Regions from separate parts of the Homo sapiens genome. Here region 1 is linked to region 2. The links are chromatin loops, found by intact Hi-C in ENCODE. Cell type or tissue: PC-3. All regions are shown on one strand. Each heading gives the region's core, and the rest is flanking DNA. Links, peaks and the distances in the headings are about the cores only. Region 1 has its middle 150 kb from the start of MAGI2. Region 2 has its middle 99 kb from the start of MAGI2.

Region 1 (15,952 bases), core at 6,981-11,980, 48 kb before region 2:
ATATCTCCAATACAATCCAATTGAATCACCAAAGAAAAAAATCGTAAATTTATAAAATAATTATAACCTTATATAACTAATTTTCAACTTTTACAAATTTCATTTTATAATGACATGAATTAATGTATTTTAATTTCAACAAAACACTAATATAAAACTACAATAAGTCTGGAGAATAAAAATATTCCTGATGATTTTGAGCTCTTTTGTTATCTGCCTGTTTAAACAATAGTTATAACAAACAATAGCATGCGTTTCATTCATAGAAAATAAAGATTGTATTGATAATCAAACTCACTGATAATGCATTCCTATTGGAAGTTGAATGTCTTATTGACTACTTTTTAAATCTTCATTAAAAACAGTTTTAAAAACCATAAGGTAATATAAATAAATGGCATGGAGTTTTAATAGAAGTATGCATTAAAATCATCAAAAATTTGTGAAAATCCAACTTAGCCTTTTTCAGTACTTGCTAGGTGCAATTCCTAAAATCGCAAGTGGAGATTGTATACATGTAATACCAAGCTCACATTCACTGCATTAAGGAACAGATGATAAGAACAGCAGCCAGCCAGAAAATAGAATTGTTGCACATGGACTGTCTGACTCTCACACAATCATTACCCTATTGAGTGAATCCAGACTTCCTAAAAGCATGATAAGCATAGTCCACAGCACAAAGAATCAGCCAAGTCCTATCTCATCAGAACAAATCTGGTCAGGTGACTGTTTAACAGTCCAGCTGTCCAGACTCTTTTACTAAATTAAACCTAGTTGGATTAGTCTAGAGACAAAAGGCTGTGCCTCTGTCAAAGTAATTGACACAAGGCCTCTGCGTGCTCTGGGATCTTAGACTGAACTCAGCATTTTCATTATCACACATTCCCAAGACTGTAGGATAATAACCACATAAGACCTGAGCAACAGGGGCCATTAACCTGGCAACAAGGACCATTGACCTCGGTCCCATGTTGTAAAGGGGGTTCTCCCTCTCTGTTTCTCTGTCTCTTTCTTCCTCCTCTCCCTCTCTTTCAGTCTCTTTCCTTTCCTTTTCTCCTAACACACACACACACACACACACACTTAAAATTAAAAAACACACATGGACTGGTCTGACACTTAGAATCCAATATGCAGTACACAACCAGCACACAACGACTGAGTCATTATAGTCACAACTAGACCCAATGGTAGGACACAACCAGTAACTATGTATCTACTCTTGTGATGAATGATAGTACAAAGAAAAGGAAACATTTCTCCACATTTCCTGCACTGTGTCTCCTAGGAACAAAAGCTAATTGTGTCCAAATATCATAGAAGTTTGTGGTTTGGATTGTTGCTGACATTGGAGAGGGAAACTGTTTCAGAGTTCCAGAAGGATTTCATTGGTGGGATGCTTAGGTAAGAGAAAAGACAAGTGAATCAACATGTAATCCTTCCTCTCAAATAGCATGAATAAAATAGATTTTGTTATAATGGGATATCATTTCACAGTAGCTCCAAACACCTATTTTATTTTTCTCTTTGTGTCCAAAGCATAGTTCTGGAAGTACTCAAGAATTATCATATTTGCAAAATTATCAATAGGAAAGGAGAAATACCGTATAATATTAAACAATTTATATATTGCCAAACATGTATATTTGTAAATTTAGATTAACATGAATGAAACATAATCATTGTTCACATTACTAAGCATAGCTAAATATTACTGTAAGAGAGGGCAAACATATTTTATAAGTGATAAAAGTCAGCTTTTCGGTAGTAATGTGATAATTATAATTTATGACATGTGTGGTCATTTTACAGTATTTGAGGATAAAATTCATGTTAATTTCTGGATATAAATATTGCTGTAAGGAATTTATTAGTAATTCCAACTTAGTGATAATTTGAGCAGAACAAGATATCTTTAACTTAATATGAATAAAACACTACCCAAAGAACCATAATAACTAAAGAAAATTGTTTAATTTGGCGTTACTATTATAAGAACACAATTTATGCAAAAGACATTATATTAATAACATCACGATTTAAAGTAAAAGAAAAACAGGTTTTATGAGCTAAATACTAAGTAATTTATAAATTACAAGTATTTATCACTCAAACATCATCATTGACCAGTTGAACAATACTTACATTCAACTTTTTTTATATTTCACCTCAATCATATGGAGAGATACACACATATATATATACATACGCAAACACACACACGTTCTATTTTTAATTGTTTCTATTTAAAAGGTCCGTTTGCCCTGTTTACCTCCCCTTGCCTGTGAACAGGGCTGACGTCTTGTGAGGTAGTTCTAGAATCTCTAACCCTAAAAGAAATTAAAAAGCAAAAATATATAAATAAAATAAAATCAAAGGTCTTTTGGCCAACATAGGAGATAGAATATATTTTAGAATTTATAATCTGATATATAGCTTTGAAATATATAAGCATTTAATATGTTGACCATCATTTGTGTTCTTGCTTTAGATCTCAAAGAAATCAGAAATATATTTGCCACTAGAGATTTAAATTTGAAAAAGTGGGTAGCAAGGCTTCTGAGGAAAATGAAATAAACCAACTCAGGTTGCACAATCCATGAGCATTACATGCTTGAGTCTGTAACAGGCAGTCATAATTTTGGTTTATAAAAGAAATAGCAATATGTGTTTTGTGATGACCCTGAGATTCCCAGAAGAATAAGAAGAAATATTCTCTGCCCTTAGACAGTAGCAACAGAGACCCTTTTATGGAATATTGAAAGTCATATACACACATATGCACACATGCATTCATGAGCACATGTGTGTATATGTACACAGTACACGCACACAAACAGACGCAATTGAGAAAAGCTTGCTCCTGGGAAAATATAACTATCCTAGTAGTCAGAGAATACTTGCATAGAACAGCTAAACTTTTAAGGTTCCGGATAACTTACAAAAGGTATAATGGATGCAGGAGAAAAAGTGGCCATTAAGGCCGCTGATACTTTTCCCCTTCCCTTAAATTGAGCTTTTTTTCTCCATGATGCATTTAAGATATTCATGCAAAGGCAGACCCTCCTCGTCCCCTCCTAGACATATCTGGAAACAGTGAACCTTTAGAATTTGATATTGTGATATGCTTTCCGGAATAAATATTCAAAGCAGTATAGTATTTGAATTGGACACTTTGGTTAAATCTAGGCCTCAATATTTACTATGCTACTTAGTGTACTGGTTATCTATTGCTGCATAAGAAATTGCTCCAAAATATATTGGCTTAAAATTACAATGATATTTTGTTATCTCTTCCAGTTTCTGTAAGTCAGGAATTTGGGAGGGGTCAGTTGGATAGTAACTGCTTGAAGTTTCTCCTATGATTGCAATCAGATGTTTCCTGGAGCTGCAGTCATCTGAAAGCTTGACTGGAGTTTGCATTTACAAGAGTGTGCACTCAAAAGGCTGACAATTTAATGTTAATTAATGATCAGGGTTTCCAGTGCTCTGCCCATTGAACTCTTCATGGGGCTTCTTGATTGTGTAAATAGCATGATAGCTGAATTCCCAGAGCCAGTGATCTGAGAGTCCAAGGTACAAACTGCAATGCTTTATGATCTAATCACCTCTGCCGTATTCTATTGGTCACACAAGGCCAATAGGCCTTGGTGCAGTGTGGGAGGGCACTATAAAAGGGTAGGCATATGAGGAGGCAAAGATTATTGGGAGCCATAATGAAGACTGGCTACTACACTTGGAAAATATAGCCAACCATATTAATCTTCAAATTCTGTTAAAATTAAGCTATCAATTCCTATCTCATGGTGATGTCATATTAGAGAAGATAAGTTTTTTTAATGGCCTGGCACATAGCAATGGTTCAACACATTTTATCTCTTTCCTACTTCATTTTCCTCTATACTGTTGTGCATTTCAGCAATCTGCATACCTATTTTACTTGCCACATTAAAATCTAAGAAACAAAAGGTACATATGAATTCAGATTAGATTTGTGGTTCTAATTTCTGAGACAAGCAATTCAGGGAAATCATATAAAATTTCGCAGCTGGCATATTTTCATCTGATAAATCGGAGTAAATAAAATAACGCCTATAGACTTGCTTTCTCAATTAAGAAGTTGTATTCTAGTAATAAAAAATAAATTAATAAGCTCCTTGTGTCTTCTCTTTTGCTAGTACTCTCCCTATGGCCATCTGTTTTTATTGACACTTTGTAATTGTACATATTTATAGGCTACAATTTGATATTTTCATACATATACATGTCATATAATGATCAAATCAGGGTATACAGCATATGCATCACCTCACACATGTATCATTTCTTTGTGGTGAGAACATTCAAAAGCCTCTTCTAGCTATTTTGTAATATACAATATGTTAACCATTATTACCCTACTCTGGAATAGAATACCAGAACTTATTACTCCTATCTAATGGAAACTTTGTAACCATTGACCAACCTCTCCCCATCCGCTGCTTTCCCCTCCTTACCCCAGTTTCTGATAATCGCTGTTCTACTCTCTGCTTCTATGATATCAACTGTTGTTTGTTTGTTTGTTTTTAAGATTCCACATGAGATCATGCAATATTTGTGTTTCTGTGTCTGGCTTATTTCACTTCATGTGATGTCCTCCAGGTCAATCCGTGTTGTTGAAAATAACAGGATTTCCTTCTTTTTTGTGGCTGAATAGTATTCAGTTGTGTACATGTACAACATTTTCTTTATCCATTCATCCATTGTTAGATACTTGGGTTGATTCCATATCTTGTTTATTGTAAATAATGCTGCAATAAACATGGAAGTGAAGATATCTCTTCAACATACTGATTTCATTGTCTTTGGTTATATACCCAAAGGTGGGATTTCTGAGTCATATGGTAGTTCTATTTTTGATTTTTTGAGGAACCTTTATACTGTTTCCATAGTGGCTGTACTGATTGACAATCACAGTAACAGTGTGTAAGTGTTCCATTTTCTCCACACTTGTTTTCTTTCGCTTTTTTGATAAAGCCATTGTAACTGGAGAAAGATGTGGTTTTGATTTGCATTTCCCTGTTGATTAATGATGCTGAGAATTTTTTCATGTCCTTTTTAAGAAATGTCTATTAATGTCTTTTGCATATTTTAAAATCTGGTCATTTGTTTTTTCCTGTGACATTTCTTGTGTATTCTATATATTAAACCCCTTGTCAAATACATGGTTTACAAATATTTTCCCATTCTGTAGATTGTCTCTGTAGTCTATTGATTGTGTTCCTTTGCTGTGCAGAAGCTTTTCAGTTTGATGTAATCCCATTTGCCTATTTTTGTTTTTGTTACCTATGTTTTTGAGGTTTTATTTTAAAAAATTCTTGCCCAGCCCAATGTCATAAAGCATTTCCTGTATGTTTCCTTCTAGTAGTTTCATTATTAAGGGTTTTACATTTAAGTCTTTAACCCATTTTGAGGTGGTTTTTGTGTTTGCTGAAAATTGTAGGTTCAGTCTCTTTCTTCTGAATGTGGATATGCACTTTTTCCAGCATCACTTATTGAAGATTTTCTTTTTCTCAATGTGTGTTTTTGGCATCTTTGTTGAAAGTCAGTTCACTGTAGACGCATGAATTTATTTCTGGCTTTCTATTCTGTTCCATTGGTCTATGTGTCTGTATTTTATGCCAGTACAGTGCTGATTTGTTTACTATAACTTTGTAGTATAGTTTTGAAGTCAGGTAGTGTGATGCTTCCATCTTTGTTCTTTTCACTGAAGATTGTTTTGCCTATTTGCTTTTTTTGTGATTCCATTTGAAGTTAGGGTTGTTTTTCTATTTCTGTGAAAAATGTCATTGGTATTTTTGTAGGTGTTACATTAAATTTGTATATTGACTTAAGTACTACGGTCTTTTTAACAATATTAACTCTTCCAATCAATGAACATGAGATATCTCTCTATTTATGTCTTCAATTTTTTATCAATGTTTTATAGTTTTCAGTGTAGGGATATTTTATATCCTTAAGTTTATTCCTAGGTGTCTTTTTTTCATAGATGTTGTAAATGAGGTTATTTTCTTTAATTCTTTTTCAGATTGTTCTTTTTGACAGATTGTTATTAGCATATAGAAACAATACTGATTTGTGTATGTCGATCTTGTATTCTACAAGTTTACTGAATTCATTTATTAGTTCTAAGAGTGTTTTGGTGGAGTCTTTAGGATTTTCTATATAGAAGATCATGTCATCTTCAAACAAGGACAATTTGACTTCCTCCTTTCCAACTTTTATTGCCTTTTATTTCCTTCTCTTGCCTAATCGCTCTGGCTACGACTACCAGTAAAATATTGAATATGAGTGTTGAAAATAGGCAAGCTTGCCGGGAGTGGTGGCTCACACCTGTAATCCCAGCACTTTGGGAGGCCAAGGTGGGTGGATCACCTGAGGCTGGGAGTTCGAGACCAGCCTGACCAACATGGAGAAACCCTATCTCAACTAAAAATACAAAATTAGCCAGGCATGGTGGCACATGCCTGTAATCCCAGCTACTTGGGAGCTTGAGGCAGGAGAATCGCTTGAACCCAGGAGGCGGAGGTTGCGGTAAGCTGAGATCATGCTATTGCACATTGCACTCCAGCCTGGGCAACAAAACTGAAACTCCACCTCAAAAAAAAAAAAAAAAAAAAGTAGGCATCCTTGTCTTGTTCCTAATCTTGTCCTTATCTTAGAGAAAAAGCATTCAGCTTTTCCCTGTTTAGTGTGGTGTTAGCTGTGAATTAGTCATACATGGCCTTTATTGTGTTGATTTTCTATTTTTTTCCAAAATTTAATCTCGGCCCATTTTAAGTGTCCAGGAAGTTAACTATTTCTCTGATCTCAAACTTGTTGGCATATAGTTCAAATAGTCTCTTATGATCCTTTGTATTCACATGATATCAGTTGTAATGTCTCCTTTTTCATCTCTGATTTTAATTATTTGGATCTTTTCTCTCTCTTTTTTTTTTTTTTTGTCTAGCTAAATGTTTCTTGATTTTGTTTATCTTTAAAGAAAACTCTTCGTTTTGTTGATCTTTTGGGTATTTTAAGTCTCTGTTTCATTTATTTCTGCTCTGAGCTTTATTTCCTTTCTTCTAATAAACCAAAAGCGTTTTTGTTTTTCTAGTTTACACATTCTTATCCTTGTTTCCCTAGTTCTTTGAGGTGCATAGTCAGGATGTTTATTAGAAATCTTTCATCTTTTCTTTTTAGATGTAGGCATTTATTGCTATGAACTCCTCTGTTAGAACTACTTTTGTTGTGTCCCACAGGGTTTGGTATGATACGCTTCTATTCTCATTTGTCTCAAGAAATTTTTTTTGAATGTATTTTGGTATTTATTTCTATTCTTATAAGCAGTATGTTTATTCCTTGTCTCAAGAAATTTTTAAATTTTCCTTTAAATTTCATCATTGATTCTTCGGTTATTTAAAAGTGTGTTGTTTAATTTCCATGTATATGTAAGATTTCCAAAGTTTTTCTTCTATCATCTTTGTTTGCACACTTTGATGAAGCAAGCCTCCATGTAGGAGATGACAATAGAGCTCCAAAATGTGAGGGTGGCCTCCAGGCAGAGGCCAACAGGGCTCATTCTGTAAGCTCCTGGGCAGAGCTTAACAATACTACCAACAACCACTGACTGAGCTTGAGGATGGAACACTTCCAAATTAATTTAACGAGGCTCATATTACCTTGATACTGAAACTAGACAGGAATAGAACGAAAAAAGAAAGCTTCTACCAATATTCTTTACAAATAGACACCAAACAATCTTAACACAATATTAACAAATACAATTCAGCAACATATTTAAAACAAATTATACACCATAATCAAGTTGGTTTTATTCCATGGATGCAAGTCTTGTTCAATATTAAAAAGTCAATCAGCTAAATAAAAAAATCACATGATAATTAATTGTTGTAGAAAAAGCATTTGACAAAATTAAACACCCATATATGATTAAAAAAAAAGTATCAGAAAAAATAGGATCAGAATGGTACTTCCTCAACTTGATAAAGAATATCTACGAACACCATACAGCTAACATTATACTTGATGGAAAATGGAATGATTGGTCTCTAAGATTGAGGAGAAAGCAATAGTCTTCATCCTTATCATTTTTATTTAATGTAATAGTAGATGTTCTAGTCAGTGCAAAAGGGCAAAAAAAAAGAAATAGCAATCATAAAAATATAATTCTTCATATTTGCATATGACACAATAGTCTACATATATATTGCCTCTATCATGACTGTATCAGGCTCAACATCTTAAGTGTCATATTGTATTATAGTTTTGCAGATTTATCACTGGGGAACCAGGTAAATGGTACCTGGGATATCTCTGTACTGTTTCTTATACATGCACATGAATCTACAATTTTCTAAAACTAAAAAGTTAAATTTAAAAAAGGATTATGTTTAAAAACATTTTTAACTTCAGATATTGTTGCATTGTGCTTGAATATGTATAAGAATTGCATAATAAAAAATCCTAAATGTTCATCAATATGGGGATAGCTAAATAAATGATATGACATCCATTTGTAATGCTATGCAGCTGTAAACAGAAATTAGAAATCTCTTCCTTTACTAGGGAGAGTTCTCAAAAAGAACATTATAATATACTAGCATTTGTGTATTTTAAGGAGATAGATATCTGTATTGACTTAAATATCTAGAAACGTAAATAATATCTAACTGGGAGTTGCTGTTTGTGAAAGGAGATGGAAATTGGGCAGATGGGGAATAGAAGATGGATGAAGATATTTTACTACATATTTTTGACATTTGATCTATAACATTATGTTACTTAATAACAAAACAAAATAAGTTATTAAAAATGTTCTGCCCATACTAAAATTCTAAGGATTAAAAACAGTGTGATACTAGCACAAAGATAAAAAGATGGAACAATAAATCAATGGAATAGAATATTCTTATTACTATAATGAAGGTGGTCTTCTGACCAATAGAGAAAGAATTATTCATTTGTGGTGAGAAAATAATTGATAGGATATTTGACAGATGGTAGAATTGAGAATTTCCATATACCATGCATGAAGCTGAACTCTGGAGGAAATAAAGAATTACATGCAAGCCAGGCGCGGTGGCTCACGCCTGTAATGCCAGCACTTTGGGAGGCTGAGGCGGGCGGATCACCTGAGGTCGGGAGTTCGAGACCAGCCTAACCAATATGCTGAAACCCCGTCTCTACTAAAATTACAAAAATTAGCCTTGTGTGGTGGCCGGCACCTGTAGTCCCAGCTACACGGGAGGCTGAGGCAGGAGAATTGCTTGAACCTGGGAGGCGGAGGTTGCAGTGAGCCGAGATCACGCCACTGCACTCCAGCCCGGGAGACAGAGCGAGACTCCGTCTCAAAAAAAAAAAAAAAAGAAAAAAAAGAAAACAGAATTACATGCAGAAGTTAAAGCCATGGAAAATCTGAACGTATATGTAAATGTGTGTTTCCCTCATTTCAAGATAATGGGACTTCATAGATTTGAGAAAAAAGGAAAAATTCATAGAGAAAGAAAAGAATGGTTTACATTAAAATAGATCACAGACAATAGCGTTCCAAGTTTCTATTAGATTAAAAATATTAGTCATTCTTAAGACAATATTTGATTTTACACATAAATGTGCACGTCACTATTTATGTGTGTCCATATAAATAGTAAACAGTGATTTGAGCCAAAATAAGAATTGGATTAATTTAATAGTATTTTTTTCCCTATGTTTGAATGCAACTAAACCACTGCAAATCAGTATAAATCAAACTAATAATATAAGTTTATGGGTATGCAAAAATATGATATAATTTATATGACAGAAACATGACAGAAACAGCATTTGGAATTGTGGAATTCTATGAAATATTTTTTTCTTTTTACTTCCTATATTTTCCAAATGCTCTGCTGTGAACATGTGTTGGTAATTTAATTTGGAGATATGTGATTTTTATGTAGTTTTTATACTACAAAGAAACTGAAAATTTTCTATAGTGGATATTTGATTTTGCTCCAACATCTAAACAGCTTGGAAGCTGTTTTGTGATTTTTTTTCTAGTGAAAAAAATCTAAACCAGCTAAAAATCAATGACTTTTGTTAGAGCCACCAGAGAATTGAGGTCATAGGGCAAATCATCACTCTGAAATATGTAAGGCAAGAGGCAAACACAGAGAATCACAGTTGAGATCAGGTTACCAGGAACAGAAGTCATTAGAGCTGGTAACTGATAACAACACTTAAATAGTAATTTTGACAAATCTTTTCAAAATTCTATTGGGACATTTATTTATTTTATTTATTATTTGATTTCCATAGGTTATTGGGGAACAGGTGGTGTTTGATTACTTGAGTAAGTTCTTTAGTGGTGATTTATGAGATTTTGATGCACCCACCAATCATCAGGAATCTTTAGAAGCAGGGCATGGACAAGCTTGACAATTAAAATTGCCTGGAAACCCTGTATTAGATGGGATCCTAGGTCCCTACTTTTGTGGTTACAAAGAAAGGCAGGAGTGAGGGCCTTCCTGGAGCCCCCACCAGACTGTCGCTATAAAGATCTAACAAAAATTCCCTCATATTTTAGACATGCTCAGGGGGGAATGAACCATTTTAAAAAATATGTCCAGATCATTGTCCCTAACAAAGGTCTCCCCTCGAAGGGAAGTTACTTTGCCAGAGTATTATCTGATGTTGGGAAAGGGCAAGGAGACCACTTCAGCATTTTCTACCCTTTCTATCTCACTACAACGACCAAAAAAAAGGCTAAGAAATACTTCTGAAGGTCACAGCCTAGAGACTCAAGTCAAGTAAAAACTGAAGATTTAATGACAAGATTATATAATCCTTCCTCTCCTCCCAATTTTACCATCATATCATCATGTTTCCAGTAATAACCATGGACTGCAACAGAGAGCTGCAATACACAAACTCATATTAGAAGAAATTCTTTGAGAAATAAAAATATGGGAGAAAAAAAGAGGAAACGAGAGGAAACTGGTCTCTGGTATCCACAGCTACAACAAACTTTAAAACAGAGTCTGTTAGGATGTATATTTATCCTAATGCATCCTATTACTTGACACATCATGTCAGCTTTCAACAAAAAGTTAAAAGGACATGTTAAGAGAGAAGGAAGAGAAATACAAACTGAAGAGATAAAATAAGCATCAGAACCACATTTAGATTTGAGACAGATTTTGGAATTATATAGGGATTAAAAATAACAATTATTAACACATGAAGGTCTCTAGTGGAAAATGTAAACAACATACAAGGACAGATTGATATAAACAAAAAATAGAGATTCTAAGAAATAATCAAAAGGTAATGTTACAAATAAAAATGCAGTGCAAGAGAAATGAATAATGTTCGATGGGCTCAGTGGTGGACTGGGTACAGCCAGGAGAAAGTCATTGAGCTTGAAGGCATGTCAACATAAACTTTCCAAATTGAAACGCAAAGAGAAAAAAGAATGACAAATAACAGAACATTGCAGAAAAGGCATTTGTAAAAATCTAAGACTCACTCATGATAAAAACTCTCAGTAAACTGGGAATGGAGGGAAACTTCCTCAACTTGATAAAGAATATCTACAAAAAGCCTAGAGTTGGTATCATACTTCATGGTGAGAAACTAGAAATTTTTCTGCTAAGATCAAGAAAAAGCACTGATATTCCCATTTAACACTCTTTTAAACATTATACATTAGTCCAGGCTAATGCAATCAGATTTTTAAAAGGAAGTAAAAGGTATATATATTGGGATGGAAGAAATAAAACTATCTTTGTTCACAGGTTACATGATTACTTATATAGAAAACCCCCCAAGATTGACCAAAAAAATTCTGAAATTAACAACAGCTTATAGCAAGTTTGCAGAATCAAGGTTGATATACAAAAGTTAATTACTTTTCTATATACCAACAATGAACATTTGGAATTTGAAATTAAAATACCATTTACATTAGCAACCCAAAAATAAGAAATAAAGAAAGTATGTGTGTATGAATGTAACAAAATATGTACAGGATCTGTATGAGAAAAACTACAAAACTATGATGAAATATGTCAAATAATATTTAATCAATGAAGAGATATTTCATATCAATGGATAGGAAGACACAATATTGTTAAGATATCAATTCTTCCAAACTGATCTATACATCAAAGTAATCACAATCAAAATTCTAGCAATTTATTTTGCAGATATATACAAAATGATTCTAAAGTTTACATTGATGGGCAAGAAGAGAGAAAAATTTACATAGAAGAGTTAACAGAATATTGAAAAAAGAAGACCATGGTCATAGGACTGATACTACCTGGCTGCAAGACTTACTATAAAGCTACAGTAATCATGACAGAGTGGTATTCATGAAAGAATAGACAGAAATCAATGAAACAAAATATAAAACCTCAAAATATACTGTCCCTCCCCCTGACACACATACAGGTCAAGTAATCTTTGGACAAATGAACAATGCCATTTCAATGGAGAAAGGATAATATTTTCAACAATTGATACTGGATCATTGGATATTAAAATGCAAAACAAAAAAAAACCCAAAACAAAAAACTAAACATAGACCTAAACCTTTGACAAAAATTAGCTAAAAGTGAATCATAGATATAAATGCAAGTTGAAAAACTATAAAACTTCTAGAAAACAATATAGCAGAAAATCTTTGTGACTCTGGATTTGTCTGTGTATATATAGAAGTAAAGACGAAAGAATGAACCATGAAATTAAAAAAATTATGTCAGACTTTATTAAAATTAAAAACTTCTTGTCTGCTGAAGAGAATGAAATGCAAGCCAAAGACTAGGATAAAGTATTTGCAAAACACATTACTGATAAAAGATTTTCATTCAAAATACACAAAGAACTCTTAAAACTCAACACAGTAATAGTAAAACAACTCCATTAAAAAATGGCCAAAGATCTAAGAAGACACTTCATCAAAGAAGATAAATAGATGGAAAATAAGTATATAAAAAGATACACAACACCATATATCACTGGGAATTTAATTTAAAATAATAATCAGGTATCATTATACTTCTATTAGAATGGCTAAAGTCCAAAACACGGACAAGTACCAAACGCTGGGAAGGATGTGGGGCAATTCTCATTTACTGCTGGGGGAAATGTAAAACGGTAACAGCTACTGTGGAAGACAGGTTGGCAGTTGCTTACAAAACTGAAAGTAGTTTTACCAAATAATCTAGCCATCTCACTCTTGGATATCTGCCAGATTTAGTTGAACACCTGTCCACTTAAGAACCTGTACATAAATATTTATAGTAGCTTCATTCATAGTCACTAAACCCTAGAAGCAACTAAGATTTCCTTTAGTAGGAGAAAAGATAAACTGTTGTACATCTATATAATGGGATACCATTAGGCTTTAATAAGAAGTGAGCTATCAAGTCATGAAAAAAAGTGGAAGAAACTTGAATTTCTTGTATATTGTTAATTGAAAGAAGTTAGTGTGACTTCAAATATGTAACATTTTGGGAAAAGCAAAACTATAGACACTGTATAAGATTAGTGGTTTCCAAAGTTTCAGAAGCAGAGGAGGAGGGTACAAAGGCCTAGTTGAAGTGTAGGGGATATTCTGTTTGATACTTTATGGTGGAAATATGACATTAAGTGTTTGTCGGAACCCATAGAACAGCACAACACAAAGAGTGAAACAGACTATCGACTTCAATTAACAACAACTTATCAATATTGGTTAATTTATTGTAAGAAATGTACTAACCAATGCTAGATGTTAATAACAGGAAAACTGGGGGGGGGGGGCAAGGAGACATGGTCACTGACAGTCTGCTCAATTTTTCTGTAAATCTAAAGGTTTTTTAAAATAGTCTATTAATTTTTTAAAAATGATTACAAAGTAAGTTCAATCTTTCATTGCAAATTTTGTTTGTTAGGATGAAGCCCTATTCATGGAATCTTCCTCCCAACTCTGGGCACCCTGCTGTCATTAGGCATTATTTGGAGTACAGATGGAGTATCACAATTAAATTTGTTTCCTAGTTTTATGCCTTGCTCACTTTATTCCACTCACTTTATTCTGACTTCATACATGTCATTTTATCTTTCTGCCATTTCCATAGCCCTAACATAGTTTAACCTTTCAAAATACAATATAGAATACATCCTTCTGATACCCTGTCAAAAATGATATGGAAAATGACCAACAACATATTCATCAAAGATCCAATCTGTTGTTATTACAGTAAATTTTGTCTTGTAAAGCCAGAAAATGTTGATGAATTACATCACTTAATGAAATGTAATGGTGCATCGGAATTTTCAGAAATCCAGTATACATTTAAAAAACCTGAAACTGAATAATTCCAAAATCATTTCAAGGCTTTTTATTACTATTCCTTTGTGTGCTCTAAAAATGTGTTTACATCTTCATGTAAAAGGAGTCTATCATTGACTTAACACTTAGTAATAGCTTTCTTACTTCTTCCTTGATGCACTACTTTTCTTATTACAGTGCTTTTTAAACTGAAGCCTGTCTTTTTTTCCTAGTATCTGAGATTGAAGAAGTCCACATATCTCTAAAAATTTTTACCAATCATACTTGTTTACAATATTTTGAGAGAAATGAATTTGATCATATTCTTAAATGTTTTGTGACCCACAAAATCACTGTCTTAGAACATGGCAGAAACCCTTATAGAAGGCATAGTTTTATCTCAATTGCTACAATAGATGCAAATTTTTCTACCTGAAGATAAAGGCATTATTTCAGTGTATATTTGCTTTACTCCATCTGTGTCAGTGTCAGATGTATTTGCAATTTGTAAAAATAATGCATTGACAAAAGACAAGCCAGTGTTTGGAAAAAACAGAACTACCTTCAATTCATAGTCAGTGGTGCCTGAGAAATTTCCAGCTGTTTTGTTTTTCTAAAGTAACACTTTTTTTCAATATAAAATGTTCTAATTTTTATTTCATATTTTTCAAAATAGTATTTTGCCTCCCGTTTTGTTTGTTTTGAAGATGACTGACTCTCAAATTAGGGATGCTTCATCTTGGTGAAATTCACATCCTAGCAAGTCATGGACTTCCCTTTTCCAGTTACCAACCAATAGGATGAATAGGCTTTTCCATCAAAAGCTTAATTCTTATTCATAAGCTGGGTTTTTAATCTAAATTTCTGTTGGCTTTTGTAGCCCACTGACTCTAGCCCAGATGGGCTATTTTTATAATTTTTTTTCATTTCATATAAAACCTAGAGATAGCACTAATTAGTCAAATATACACTTCCTTATAGCTCTCTCAAAGCAAAAGGCATTTCCAGGTTCAGGTCTAATCACTACAAAAGGCAAGTGAAAACAGAGTAGAAGAGAAAGAATCCAAAATGACCAAGGAACAATGTTAAAAAATCATGTAACAAAAAGATTCGTTCAAAATGCAAGATAGGTCAAGGATTTTAGTATAACAGTTTGTTAATATTCTGTCAAATTGTATATTACAAGCAACTTTTTTGTTCTGTTTTGTTTTGTTTTGTTTTTGAGACAGAGTCTTGCTCTGTTGCCCAGGCTGGAGTGCAGTGGCATGATCTTGGCTTACTGCAGCCTCCAACTCCCAGGTTCAAGTGATTCTCCTGCCTCAGCCTCCCGACTAGCTGGGACTACAGGTGCCCGCCACCACAACTGGCTAATTTTTGTACTTTTTAAAATCTAGTATTTGAGTTTTGTTTGGTAGTGAAACTATCAAAGAACAATGTCAGTTACCTGAAAAAAAAAAAACTGATAAAATATTCGTATGTTTTCCAACTACATATCTAAGAGTATCTTACTTATGGTGATAGAATGAACACAGAAGTAGATGAGAAATATCAGCTGTATTAGTAGGTATAAAATCTAGTTTTCTAGACAGACATTAAATGGATTTTCAAAAA
Region 2 (15,952 bases), core at 4,236-9,235:
CAAGGAAATCAGTTATATTTTAAAAACCAATAGATTAACTTTTCAATTTGATAATTAAAAAGTATTCAAAGTCAACTTGTCCTACCTTCACCTATACTTGTTCAATTCTTGATTATTATCACTTTATTGAATTTAACTATTTGTCAGTTTATGTTCTGACTAGCAGTTCTTAGGCCCCATGAAAATAAAATTTTAAAGCTATGGTTTCTGCCTTCAAAGAAATTGTCATCTTCTACATTTTTATACCATATAACTGTCACGGGCTGTCATGTTCATCATCTCTTCTTCAATTTTTGGATCTGACTGATTTCAAAACATTAACAAATAATTCAACAGATCAGTGCAATTATCATTTATAGCACAACTCCTATTTGCTAGGATTGCAGAAGCTTGATGGGGGGAAAGACACAAAACAAGTAATTACATTACAATGTGGTAATGAAGCAGTAGGGTCCACACCTTCTGGCATCAACAAAGAGGGTCATGATGGAGGAGATGAAGTGTCAACTGGGTATTTAGGAGATAGCCTCAGAAACTAATATTTAATTCAAGACATATTAGTGGGAGGTCACTATATATTGGATACTATGCTAAGAGGTGATGACACAGCACTGAAAATTTCAGACCAACTCGCTCTCCTTCAAATTTTGAAAGGCCAACAGGATTAATGCAATTCTGTTAGAAAGTTGCTGGAGAATAAAGAAATAGAGGACTCAAGAAAGAAAGGAATGAAAGAACAGGGGAGAGGTCATGGCAAGGAATTCAGGAACTCACAGAATGTGTTCAAGCCCCGAAACTAACTGAAAAAGAGGGAGAAGCTACAACAAGAAAGAGCCAAATGAGAAGAGAAGACAGGGATCAATCACAACACTTGAATGCAATAAGTTTTATAGTTTGAGAAAGGTCAGATATCCTGATAAATCTGGAAAGAACAACAATCAGTGAATATCAGAGGTGACTAAAAAGCACACTGAATTGATTGAGGGTGACAGTTTCGGTCTTCTAGCTATGCCTTACCAAGTTAAAGTAGCCGTTTTTCTTGGTACCCATGGAGTGAAAGTTAGATTCATAGGAATGATGGTGTATTTCACTCTACAATGTTGTCTGTGAGTTGAAACTATGCAAATTGAATCTCATTTGAATTAGTTTTAAGGAATTTGCAATAGAGAACTATGCTTCTGTGAATCCATTGAAAAACAAGGAAACATTTCTAATCAGAATGACTTCTTTATACTTTTTAGTAAATGTGAAAGTCATGTGGGAGTCCTTTTCTGATGCTTTAGTAAGCATTTTTTGTTTTATAAAGTACAGTGCTAAACCCTGCATGGGAATCTATGACGTTAAGTTGTACTTTGTTATTGTCAAGATGGCTTTGTAGGTTTAGGTTTTAAGGAGCCCCACCTTTGCTTCAGGTACATAGCAGTGACAGATAAAATATAAAATAAATAAGCCAAACATAAATAATAAGACTAAAAAAAAGGGAAAGACCTCCACAAATAAACACAAAACCACTATGTTAGCTTATATTATGAGCCTACTAAACTAGTTAGAAGCTAGTAGAGATAACTGGAAAGTCTCTTCTCTCTATAACAGATAATAAAATTACTCCATAGGCAACAGAATAAATTAACCAGGCTCAATGCATGAGAGCAGGATCTGGGCCAGAGGGCCCTCCCACTCATTCTCCTGAATAAATGGTGAAAGATGTTGCTATCATATCTACCTAGAGTTCTGGTTTATATAAAGCTACATACCTAAGAAAGAAAAAAATATGTAAACTTTCTCAACCAGCAACCTAGCCAACCTACCCAATGGTTCAGTACCTGGATGTCATGTCAGGAGAGAGTTCTGCTGACAGTGTAGGTATGTAAGCCCCTACAGAGCAACCCTACAGCTGATATACTGGACAAAGTACAAAAACAATTGCCAGAGGATACTAAGTTGTAAATAAAATCAGGCAGAGTACGGAGGAGTCAAAACTTTGAGCTTCAACCAAAAGGGTTTTCATTTTGTTTTGACCTTTCCTGCTATGGGGAACTTCAAGAACCGCTTCTTGGGAGGCAGCATGACTTGCTTGCTTTGGGACAAGCAACCTTGTGCCAGACGGGGTAGGAGAAAAATTGATCTAGAAAGGTTGAAATGGAGGAAATAACAGATCTGGGAAGCTGAGGTTGGGCATCTGTGTTCCAATGACAAAGTATAAACTATCCTGGCCGGGCATGGTGGCTCAAACCTGTAAACCCAGCACTTTGGGAGGCTGAGGCAGGTGAATCACTTGAGTTCAGGAGTTCAAGACCAGCCCGGTCAATGTACTGAGACCCTGTCTCTACTAAAAATACAAAAATTAGCCCGGTATGATGGTGCATGCTTGTGGTTCCAGCTACTCAGGAGGTTGAGGCACAAGAATCTCTTGAGCCCAGGAGGCAGAGGTTACAGTGAGCTGAGATCACACCACTGCACTCCAGTCTGGGACACAGAGTGAGCCTCTGTCTCAAAATACAAAAACAAAAGCAACAAAAACAAACAAAAAACCCTATAAATTATTCTATGTGATTCTAGTTGTTTTAAAACAATAATCAAAAAGTGAGATCTGTGGGTCAGTGCTGCAATTATAAAATGTGTGTTGAAAATATGACAATATAGAGAAAAGGTTGTAAGATAATAAGAAAAATTCCAGATAAGACAAAAACAATATTACATGGAAAGATAAGATCCAAATTAATTAATTAAAAAGAAGAACAAAATACAACATATTGGAAATATATTTTTGAAAGATGCTTCAACTGAAATAAAATCCAAATGAAAGGCAATTGAGTTGCCACAATAAGGCAATAGTAAATAAATATTCTGAAGCAAGATAAAGAAAAATATAAATAAAACAAAAAAATTAAATAATACATACAATATATGGAACCTAGAAACCAGGATCCAACCCATGAAAAATAGCTATTCTCAAAGTCAGGTCAGAGTACTTAACAATTGTTGTCTAAAATCCCACTCAGTTCAAGTATGAGAGTAGAAACATCCTACAGAAAACCTGAAGTGTCCATCTCAGATCAAGGAATTTTGTTCTTACCCTTATATACCACACCAGGCTATTACACAGTCCTGTTGAAAGAGCAGAGCAAATTCAGACCACAAAATTGAGCCATTTCACTTTTGTATCATTCCCTGGATTTTGGTTCAATTTATTGTGAATAATCTCTTAAAATCTCATAAAATGGTAATTTCTTTTTTAGAATCTGCCTAGTTTTTTGTTTGTTTGAATTAAAGTCTCCTAAAATGTTGGCTTGTGCATTGTATGCTGCACAGAATCTTTGGATCCCAGACACTGCACTCTAGCTTTGGCCCTGTGCCGCCTTCTCATTCTCTGGGGGCAGGAGAAGCCTACAGTCTGTGGATGGTTTTATTTGTGCCAGGCCCGAGGCAATACCTGAAACGGTGATTCCCAATCCCCACCATAGCTTTCCACAGCTCACTTCTCCCCAAGAGTCGTGTGCTCATCTGCCCCACATATTGCATGCCCCTGTCAGAGATGTTTTAGGACATGCATGGGATGTTCAGGATGTCTTTGAACACAAAAGTTGCCTCCTTTGCCCTCTGGCTCCTACTCTCCCCACCTCCTAGGGAGAGAGTGTTCTTCAACTCCCATGACTAGGTCTACAGCAGCTAGCAACAAGGAAAGAGCCCCTACCTCTGTGTATCCTTCACTAATGAGAACCTAGTGGCTTTGTTTCATGCTCTGCCTAGAAGTTCTATACTCAAGGGCACAACATAAAATAAAAACATAAGGCCATGAATGGTAATGTGCTAAAACAATGCCAAAGAGCCGCAGTCCCTCCTGCCCACCTAAAGAATAGAAACAAGAAAGCCACACACACACACACACACACACACACACACACACACACACACACAAATCGTACAAAAATTAAAGGCACAATGTTTAATCTATGGTAAACTGGATAAATTTTTTAAATGAATTAATTTTCAACAGACTTATCCAGTGTAAAAAAATAACAGTTGCATATTTAAAAAGCACGAAGAAGGCAGGGCGCGGTGGCTCACGCCTGTAATCCCAGCACTTTGGGAGGCTGAGGTAGGCAGATCACCTAAGATCAAGAGCTCAAGACCAGCCTGGCCAACATGGTGAAACCTCATCTCTTCTAGAAATACCAAAAAAATTAGCTGGGCGTGGTGGCATGCACCTGTAATCCCAGCTACTCGGGAGACTGAGGCAGGAAAACCTGAGAGCCAAAGTTTGCAGTTAGCGGAGATTGCTCCACTGCACTTCAGCCTGGGCAAGAGAGTGACAGGGCAATACTCCGTCTCAAAATAAATAAATAAATAAATAAATTAATTAATTAATTAATTAAAAGCATGAAGAACACTAAAAATCACTTTCTTTTTAAGTGCACAGATATTACAACTTTGTTATATAATAACCTGCACACATACACGCATCCAAGCACACAAGTAAATCTAAATACAGGAAATAATAGAGGTCCTATTTATTTTCTACCCGTAGTTGTATAGTTAATAACAAAAGGTATTTCAACCAACTACAATGTTTTTAAAAACACTGTCAAAATATCCATGTTATCAAAAAGAAAATTTAGGAAAATAATACAATGGCATGGAAAATGGCCAAAAATATACTCAGAGATAAAAATCAATCATTAGTTTTTACGTATGAAAGAATCTATAATGCCAATAAAATTTATTAAAAATAAAGTTGTCAAGAAAATTTTAGAAAGGTGAGAAGGCCAAAACAATAGCAATGTAAATAGAATTTAATAAAATTAAAAATGCTAACTAGGTAAAGTTTGTAAAAAGAAATCCGAGGGCTAATATTTTGACCACAAATTAACATTGACTAAATTAACAAAAATTCAACCATAGTGATAAGGAAGAAAATATGGAGACACAGAAACACTTATAGCTTTATCCAGGTAACAGATAATTTTTGGATATATTTTAACTAGCAACATTTGTGGGGTACAAGTCTGAAAAGATTACAGAAAACCGTATAAAAAAATGAATGCTACATGAAACTGTTGCTTCCTAAATGTTTTATCAGCACAGTGAAGCTTGTGCCTAAATTCTTTCAAAATTTTAAGGAGCTGATAATTTATTTTATAAAATTTGTTTCAAAATATCCAAAAATATAGTAAAATATCAAATTTGTTTCCTTTATTAAACAAACATTTGCTGCCTATGAGTCAGAGATCATTTTAGGCCTGCATATACATCTGTGAATAAAATTGACAAAATGCCTGCTACCAGGACCGCCTCTCATACATACAAATTCTCCCTTTCTATGGTCCTCAGATAAAAAGAGGGATTCCATCCTCTGGACTGACTCATGCCCACTCCAGGGCACTTGTTTTGCCATCAGACAATGGGCTGCATTTAAGTACCCATTTACTTACAGAAAGGCACACTGGCACAACCTCAGCTTCCATTCTGTGGAGGAAGATGATGATAAATGTGTACATCAACAAAATAGTTTCTGATTGAGATTCTTGATGGAAAAGTTTATTTTACTAAAAACAAAATTTTAACTGGTATACAGGCAAGGTATTTTAAGGAATCCAAAATAAGACAGGAAACATCAGTCATAAGACTATTACAATAAATATGGCTGTCATAAACTTGGAAGTGATAGTAAAGCTAAAAAGAGATGAGAAAGCCAGGATGCGGTTTTGGAGTTATCAGCTGACAATGTTGAACTTTAACTGAGACCTGTGCTCCCCAAAACAGAAATGGATAAGAAATCCCCCCACTCTTTTATGTTCCAGTAAATGACTTACCTCAGAGAATATTATTCCTCATATATTTTAGAAAAAAGACTACCTGGCCGGGGGCGGTGGCTCACGCCTGTAATCCCAGCACTTTGGGAGGCCAAAGAGGGCGGATCACCTGAGGTCAGGAGTTTGAGAAAAGCCTGGCCAACGTGGCGAAACCCCATCTCTAGTAAAAATACAAAAAAAAAAATACAAAAAAAAAAAAAAAAAAACCCATAGCGGAACGTGGTGGCGGGTGCCTGTAGTCCCAGCTACTCGGGAGGCTGAGGCAAGAGAATCGCTTGAACTCAGGCAGTGGCGGTTGGCAGTGAGCCGAGATAGCGCCACTGCACTCCAGCCTGGGTGACAGAACGAGCCTCTGTCTCAAAAACAAAAACAAAAACAAAAACAAAAAACAAAACAAAACAAAAACCTCCCTATCCTCTCATTCTCTTAACTCCCCAAAGATGCACAAATCACTCCTTTGTGACAAGACTAAGCACGGATATCTTCCCTCTTCTGCCTGAACCTACTGAAAAAGCCAAACACAGATCCTTTCTCTTTCACCTCTAGCCATCTCTCTATTCCGTATCTTCTCAGTGATTAGCTGAGATTAGAATGTAACTATCTAGAAACAGAGATTCACACGTCCTATTCCGCTGACCGACTGATACTTTCCCTTATTGCAAACCAATCTCAACTGAAACTTGTCTGCTCCTTCCAGTGAAAGTCTAAGACAAAACTATCCAATTGAGACAGTCTGGATCTTTGCATCTACTGCAATAGCCTAAATAAAATCAGACTCCTTACCTATGTAGTTTTTGTCTTTGACACAGAAAATAGGTAAAATATTAGTCAATAGGACTGAATAAGGCCAACTAAAGAGAGACTTAAGAAGAAAAAGCTATCCAGGATGAGCTCACAGAATTTGAATATTTAGACATCAAACATGCACACACACACAGACACACACACGATTGAGAAAGAATGACTAGGAAAACATCTAGAAACCCTGGAATGTATGAAAGTAAAAGAGAAAGAAGATGCAAGAAGGCAGGAGTTGTCAACTGTACTGAATCCTTTGGAACTACCAAGTGAAATGAGGATAAAGGTAGCCATTGGATTTGGATTGATGGAGATCATTAGCAATACCGTAGTCCTCTCTTATCTGCAGTTTCACTTTCCACGGTTTCAGTTACCCAAGGTCAACAGAGTCCAGAAATATTAAATGGAAAATTCCAGAAATAAACCATTTATAAGTTTTAAATTGCATGGCAGCTTTCTGAGTAGCATGATGAAATCCCTTGCTGTATCACTCCCTCATGACCAGGACATGAATCATTCTTTCGCCCATGGTATTCACCTTGCACACACTACTAGGCCATAAGTCTTATAGTAGCTATCTCAGTCATAGATTGACTATTGTGGTATCACCGTGTTGTGTTCAGGTAACCCTTATCTTCCTTAATAATGGCCCGAAAGCACAAAAGTAGTGATATTGGCATATTGTTTTAATTGTTCTATTTTATTTATTGTTGTTAATCTCTTATTGTGCCTTATTTATAAACTCAATTTTATCATAGGCACGTACAGGAAAAAACATGACACTGTATACAGAGGGCTTGGTACTATCTGTAGTTTCAGGCATCCACTGGGGGTATTGGAACATATTCTCTACAGAGAAGGAAAGACTTCTATATTTACAAGAACAGTTGCTTTTAAGAAGTGGTGATAGCAGTGGGTTGAAGAGTAAAAGGGATGTGAGGAGTTCTGAGACAAGAATTGCAGATAATTATTTTAGGAAGATTGAACAACATTCGTATGGGACAGTATTTAGAGGGGAATCTGAGGTGAAAAATGTGTTTTTTTTTTTCTGAGATAAGAGATTCTACAAAAGATTTGTAATACAGGAGAAAGGGGTGCCTACAAAAACAAAGACTTTGGGAAACCATTATAATAAAAATAGTTAATATATATTGCATTATTAATATGACCCAGGCACTATACTTTGTCTTTTTTATCTATTATTCTTAGTTTTTCTCATTTATTGACACTCCTCTATTAGAGAAAAATAGGACAGAGAGTTTAAATAAGTTGATCATGATTTAAATTTCAGCACACTGCCTCCAGAATCCGTAAGTATAATTATTATGCTAAAATGCCTCTCTGTATATCTTAAAGCTACCAACAATACGTGAATTAAGATGGAAGTACTTGATACATTTCTAAGAAAATTAAGAAGTAAGCAACTTTGATTTATGTCAACAATTTACTTAACACATCTTCTAAAAGTTTAAGCCATTGCAATAAAATTTGAGCCAGAAATAATAAAAATGAATGTTAGAGAGCATCCAAATTTTATTATCACAGACAAAATAATTACATTGCTAGAAAATTCAAAATAATTTATTGAAAATCATTAGAAATTAACAGTACTTTATAAATTATGGATACAAAAATTAATAATAATCTTCTAATAATATTGATAAAGAATCTGTTGGAAAACATAATCTACTGTTCATAATGACAAACAAAACAAAAAATTATTGGAAGATATTAATGAAGGATATATTGCACTATAAAACACCTACAAAAATATTCTACTTTGAAACTGGAGGATCTATATTAAGTGCTGACATACAATGACAATATTATTGAAATAGCTGTTCTTTTCAAATCAAAGTGCAATTTCAGCATAATTTTTATTTTTAATTAAAAAAATTATTCTTGCCAGTATAATTTTAAGCAAAAGTATGCACTTAATTTTACAAAGTTTTAAAATAATATTAACATAAAAATGAACAAATAAACATGGAAGACAGGCTTAGAAAATTTTGAAAAGGAAATAGTGAGACTGATGAGATTGATGGGGGACTATATCTCTTAGATAGAAAATAAATTATGGAATTAAAGTAACTAAAATATAATAGGTAGGCAGATTAATAAAGTATATTTCAGTTGGCAGGACATATGGCCATCTATAACTTCCACAGGATAAGAAACTATAACCCTTTCATATTTCTAAAAGTAGAGGGCAAATGAATTTTGGTGAAAATAGTAATGTCAGCTGCATATATATATATTTTTTTTATTCTGCCATATTAGTAAACAACTAAATATACATCAGAGCAATGAGATGTGTATGTTTATATTTCAAGTGTTAAAACGGTAAAAATAAATTAACCAATGTTGCAGAGAGATAAGTAAAATGAACTTTGACAAACACTGTTAATATGTGTAAAAACCGATAAAACATTTTAGGAAATTTAGACAAACTTCAAAGAAATTTTAAAAGTCCAATAATTTTGGATCCTATAATCCTCCTTCTGCGAATTTATTCTAAAAACATTAATAGAAAAAATAATCATAACACTATTTTTTGAAAGGGTACTCTGGGAACAACCTAAATATCCAAATTCAAGGAAATGGTTAAACACATTGATGTGTAATCATAGTGTAGACTATTATGCCTGAAAGTGGAATGCAAAAACAATTTTTATTGTGGAGAGATATGTGGCCCATAACTTTAATTGAAAAGTAAGCCATAAAATATTATATATGATATTTCATTTACCTTAAGATATGTCTTTCTTAGGGAAAACTAAAGGAAGATAATATTTATGAATATCAATGGTGTTTCTCTTTGAGTAATGAAACTATAATTTATGTTCTCATACATGTCAGTATTAATTTTATATTTCATATGGTACATGGATTGCCTTTATAATTATCATAAAACTAGTTTTAGAAAATAACTTATACAAGTTAAAGGTACATCAAAGCTATCATATTTCATTTAAACCAATACCATCCATTAACCCATGATAGTATGGAAGTTCTCTATTTCTTGGACCTCCGAATACTACATTGCGATTCTAAGATATTTCCAGTTATAAAATATAAACTATGCCCTTACTATATTTTCAGATTTTAAAATGTCATTTTTGCTACAAATTGTAAATTAAACGATGAATAAATAAATACAAATGTGCCTATATGAACATGTGTTAGACTGGACCTAGCCAGGTCAAATACATTTGAAAATTAAATGTATATATTAAAATAAAGTTGTAGTACTCAAATTTCAGAGAGATTTAATTTTAAGCACAACTATATATCCACTTAAATCTTAGAATGGCAGTTAATATAGTATATTTTCACATAAATGATGATAAAACCAAAATTTAAAAACTCAATTTAAGTATATAAAATAAAATATTTTTAAATGGAAATTTAATATAATTGATTACTGATGTATATTTTTAATTTTTAACTTCTATAACATTTATTTGAATTGGAAAAGGAAAGTGTCACTACCACTCTACAATGTTAAGAATATTGAAATAACAGATTAGCATAGCATAAAAATTAGGTTACTAGTGAATTCCTATATGATTTATGTATAGCTTATAAAATATTACAAGTATAAAATATTATATATATTTGTTTTAAAAATAAATTAGTGAATAATGGTTACATAAACTTTAATAGTCAAACTCTTAAATCTTAATTTCTACGTAAAAAGAATATTAAATATCACATCTGAGATAATTTGTATTTTGCTATCTTTAAACAGGAGAAAGAGATGAGAATTATGGAGGAAACTAAAAGTTATTAAAACTAAACATGTGTCATTCTCTGTACTAGTTACTTAACTTTTTATAATTGCAAAGAAAATCTTTCCACTGATGGAACATTTCCCGTGTGCCAGGTACTATTTTAAATCCTTTTACATGCATTGTCCCATAGATTGTTCAGAGTGATTATTTCCAACTCAGGAGCATGGAGGCTTATAAGAGGATTAAATGTTATGGACATTGACCACATTACACTAAAAGTATAGCTGATCAAAGTTAGGAGGTGGGATGCTGGGAGAGTAGAGATGCCAATGGTGCAAGGGCTAATATTTCCATTTTATAAATGAGGAGTCCAAAGATAAAGTCTATGGTTAATGGAATAAAAACTAGAGTTTTGAGTATTCCACTTGAAATTAAAAAGGAAAATTATATTTAAGTGAGAATAGTTGCTGGGAAAAGAAGGGAAAGAAGGTGATAAATAATCTAAATATGTATTCTATCAGAAACTAAATAATGTCTAAGAGACAAAAAAAAAAACACACCATATTGATAATAAGGATATAACTGTAATTGTCAAAAGATGTAAAAACAGACAAAAGTTATTGCTTCTGTGAAGTCAACATGGTAGAGAACAGATGAGGAAGCAGATATTGTTTGAATTTGGTATTAAATTTTAATCGTTAAAAAATAATCATTAATTAATAAAAAAATAAATAAACATTTTTTAAATTAAAATTTTGCCAAGCCCACCAGCTAAATAGTGTCTCCCTGCATACTTCTCTGTACCATAGTACTTATCTTACAGTATTTGGCTTACATAGTTCTCCCACCATACAGGCAATCTTTCAGGGTAGGGACTATCTTACTCATTCTGAAAGTATTAGAATCTAACACAAAGAAAACAAGATATAATTTTGAAAAAAATAAGGTATTGAATTAATTACTAATTACTACAAATATAGAACCATCAGCAGTTAAACAAATGAAATAATTTTAATCTAAGAATATACCAAAATTCAATAATTTGCAAATTTCAAATCGTTTTGTTCTAATGCACAGTGTCAAGAAAACCAGATTACATTATGCTGTTCGCTATTGTCTAATTTGTTACTCAGAAGAAGCTGCCAAAGTGCTTGCATATTTAAATACTTATAAAATTTTACTAACTTCTAAATCTCAGAAAACAAGAGACTAATTTAGTTGATTAGCATATAAACAACTATTACTATTTTGGCTGTTTGTTAACTATGATGATGCAGTAATACATTTCACTCCTAAATGCAGACAATATATAAAAGGGAGAAAGGACTAATGCAAGTAATTACCAAATCATGTAATTAGCTGTAGCCTAATTTTCTGCCAATAATAATTGAATAGTATGAATGCACGTGAGTGAAGCCACTCCAGGATTTATCTGAACTGAATTTATTTGTGTCTGAACCCCCAGGGAGTTAATACGTAAGTCGTAAGAATAAAATCCTGAGAATTGGTAAACACATAAATACCTTTTAATAGTATTTTAATAGTGAATTTTATAACCTCTTTATGAATTGAGCAATAATTTCATTTCAGCCATTTATATTGAGAGTAAAATGATGGGTGCTGTTATTGGCAAAGTGAAGAGCTGAAAATACTTTTTATTTTTTGGCTTAAGCAACAGAAAGTTTCACATAGATCTGAAGGCTTGAAGTTTAAGATCAGGCTGCCAGCATGGTTGGGCACTGGTGAAGGCTCTCTTCCTAGCCTGCAGATGGCTGCCTTCTAACAGGATGGAGGAAGAGGAACCTCTCTGGCGTCTCTTCTTATACGAGCACAATCCCATCATGCAGACTCCACCCTCATGATCTTATCTAAACGTAATTACCACCAAAGGCCTATCTCCAAATATTAACACATTGGGGTATAGTGCATCAACAGATGACTTTGGAGGGTGATGCAATTCACTCAATAGCAATGAGTATCTTGCATGCTTGTGACAACATAATTTAAAGCAATGATTCATACAAAAGTTGGGCAAAAGTAGTTTACATAATTAATATGTTCACATGATCTAATGCCTGAAACTCATTTTAAAATTAATTATTTATCTTTTAAAATTGTCATGTAGGGCCAGGCACAGTGGCTCATGGCTGTAATCCCAGCACTTTGGGAGGCCGAGGTGGGTGGATCACTTGAGGTCAGGAGTTCGAGGCCAGCCTGGCCAACATAGTGAAACCCTGTCTCTACTAAAAACACAAAAATTAGCCGCGTATGGTGGTGGGTGCCTGTAATCCCAGCTACTCGGGAGGCTGAGGCAGGAGAATCGCTTAAGCCACGTAGGCGAAGCTGCAGTAAGCCGAGATCGCATGACTGCATTCCAGCCTCAATGACAGCCTGGATTCCGTCTCAAAACAATAAAAAAAAATAAAAAAAAAATAAAAAGTTGACATGTAATAATTGTACACACTTATAGGGGTATATACAGAGTGATATTTTGATACATGTATACAATGTGTAATGATCAATTAAGGGTAATTAGCATATCCATCCCCTCAAACATTTATCATTTCTTTGTGTAGAAAACATCCAAAATTAAAAAGATGTTTTGGAATAACAATAGTTGTATCCCAGACAAGACCATGAAACTCTTGCTGAATCCAGACTTCAGTGGGATAAGTATTCATGGCTAAAATACACATAGTACAGATTTAGAGATTTAGAACCTGAGGTATTTTTACAAATAGTTTTCTTGACAGATAAATCTAAAAATAAATCCTGCATTCATTTAAAGTGCAAAATTTGGTAAGTTGTAACATAGAGCATCATTTTTTTTTCTAGTTTTAAGCTCCTTGGGGCAAGAGGGTATTCCTCATGTTTCTATTAGTCTATCTTGGCTGGAAGTAGAAGTTGTATAAATTTGTTTTTGCAATGACTTTCAAGAGATATTGTTTCCATTTCTTTTTCCCCTTCAATCATGATTTACAAAAGAAAATAATTGAGTATATACCTTCTCATAATAGATTGTTCTTTGGCAACTGACTTTCAACCAGTTAGTATCAGCTAAGTGTTTTCAAGCTCATAGACAAAAAATAAATACCACAGTTAAGGAAAGATAATAATTACTAAAAAATAAATTGTTGTATGTGTGTCACATGACTATCAATTATTTCCTTTTATGTTAGCTTCAAACTCCCTTATGTGAACTCATTCTCAGTTCTCCCAGATGATAAATAACTGAGGCAATACAGAGTTCAACATTAAGAAAAAAAATTATAGTTCTCTCTTCCTCCTACATATTAAGAATTCAAACTGAGCATATGTAATTATTGAAATGCCCTCTCACATATATTTTCTTGACATGGTAATGAAGTCGTGCACCATCACTGAAGCCATATTAGATAGAGGCCCAAAAAATGTGTTTACCATCAAATGTCTTTTATCTAAGTATTGCATCACAGTGAAAAATATCATCGCAGACAGTAAAAGTAGGTGAGATAGGTGATATATTCTGGTTTGCTATATGTATTAAACAAAACTGTCAAATTGCCCAATAACTTATCTTACTGTATTCTTTCCAATGCTATGGTCTTAATTTCCTCAACACCACCACCTCAAAATAATGATTCTTTTGGTGGAAGATATCCCTTTATTTCCAATAATACTTATAAGATATTTTACCTGCATTCTACCTCTAGAATATGTTTTCTAGTTTTGATTTTGGACTTATTGTTACATGGGTTATGTAACATAATGAAATATATGGTATAATAAATGCCCTTGAATTTCTTTCTGACATTTTGTAGATTATAAACAACTCTGATAAAAAGAGAAAACATAAATAAAATATAGCTAATATGAAACCAGAAGGCAGTGGGCCAGGCAGCTAAGATGAACATGAGCATGAGCCCATCTCTCCTCTAAAAATATTGCACTTGTATATACACCAGTGATTGCACTTGTATATACACCAGTGTAGTTTCTTGTATACAAAATTACATAAAATTTATAAGTATATTAGATACATTTGGTTCCCTTAAAAAGGTGTTAGAAAAAGGCACACTTAGCTGGGCACCATGGCTCATGTCTGTAATCCCAGCACTTTGGGAGGCCGAGGTGGGTGGATCACCTGAGGTCAGGAGTTCGAGACCAGCCTGACCAACATGGAGAAACCCCATCTCTACTAAAAATACAAAATTAGCTGGCGTGGTGGTGCATGCCTGTAATCCCAGCTACTTGGGAGGCGGAGGCAGAAGAATCGCTTGAACCTGGGAGGCGGAGGTCGCAGTGAGCCGAGATCGTGCCATTGCACTCCACCCTGGGTGATAAGAGCGAAACTCTGTCTCAAAAAAAAAAAAGTATTCTTACGCTAGGGCTCTTTAGTGAACAAGTATACAGTTGTTAATCATCATAGAATCTCAGACTAACCCAACAAAACCAAAATTCTAAAGGAAATTAATATATACCATGAAATTGTGAAGACTATGATAAAAATTCATCTGTAAGAATTATGGGGCTGAATAAGCAGAAATTAATAAACCTATAGAAGTTCATCATTTGATGCTGTGTTGGCTTCTTGGAAAAGCAAACAATTACAATGAATAATTAAAATATTTATAAATTCTCAAAAATAATTCTCACTCAATATGTTTTATTGTAAATTTCTGCCAGATGCACTCTATCAGTATAACTCTATTAGTAACTTTCTAGAAAATATAGATAAACCTAGAGATTTTGTTTCAATGGAATATGCAATATAACGTATTACGTGACTCAAGGCTGAACATCATCCTGTCAGAAACTATTTATTCCAAAATAGGATTAAGAATAGAATACAGGCATAAGGATAGAAAACAGACACACACATAAACATATGTGTGTTTGTGCATGTATATACACATACAAATATATGATATATATCAAATATCAATATATAAGCAAGAAAACTAAATTAGAGGCAGAATATGTAGAGTCTCCACTAGCTTTGCCAAAATCCAGTTTCAGAGGGCAACTCAATACTGGTCACCCAGCAGAGGTTTCAATGATGTCAAATCATGACTGCTTCCTCTATTTTCTAAGCATATAAATATTGTCAGTATTATCACAACCACTTACCACTGAATTCAGTGTTTTGTGTCAGGAATAAAAAGGTTGTATCTGGTACAATGCGACATGGTATACCCGTGGCAGGTGGGCTGCTCTTTCCCGAAGTATTCAATCAGCAAATATCAATTCCCAGAAGATTATAAGATAAAGCAAATAATAATAGGGGCATAATTTTTTGGCAATTGAACAAATGAGGAGACAATTAAAATTGCAGCAGCCTTCTTTGTAGAATTTAACAAAGGAATTTTAAAATTTATTTGAAAACACAAAAAACCTAATATAGTTAAAGCAATTTTTTCAAAAAAAGAACAAAGTAGAGAAGGTCTTACTATACATGATTTCAAGACATATTCTAAAAGTACAGTAATCAAGACTATGGACCTTGAGAAAAGTAACATATAGATCAATGGAACAATGCCTTCTAGGCAATCCAAGAAATGTGGTATCAACTGGATACCCATATGGAAAAATAAATGAGTGGCAACTCCTATCATACATTGCACATAA

Evidence for each region. Hi-C counts contacts between places; a loop is a spot of excess contacts. Peaks named below come from ENCODE experiments on the same cell type or tissue, not always from the same donor. Only the 100,000 strongest peaks of a DNase experiment are listed, where the experiment ranks them.
Region 1: a loop joins it to region 2, with 2.2 times the contacts of the local background. A loop is called at or near these places in 1 of 110 quality-filtered maps.

Annotation. Positions count from the first base shown.
Region 1 is chr7:79,595,835-79,611,786 of GRCh38, reverse strand. No RefSeq gene overlaps it. Among named protein-coding and RNA genes, the nearest start is that of MAGI2, 150 kb to the right of the region's middle. In PC-3, for the core only: no CTCF peak of the experiment used is centred there; no DNase peak of the experiment used is centred there.
Region 2 is chr7:79,545,179-79,561,130 of GRCh38, reverse strand. No RefSeq gene overlaps it. Among named protein-coding and RNA genes, the nearest start is that of MAGI2, 99 kb to the right of the region's middle. In PC-3, for the core only: no CTCF peak of the experiment used is centred there; a DNase peak (open chromatin) is centred at 7,130; H3K27ac peaks cover 1,526 bases.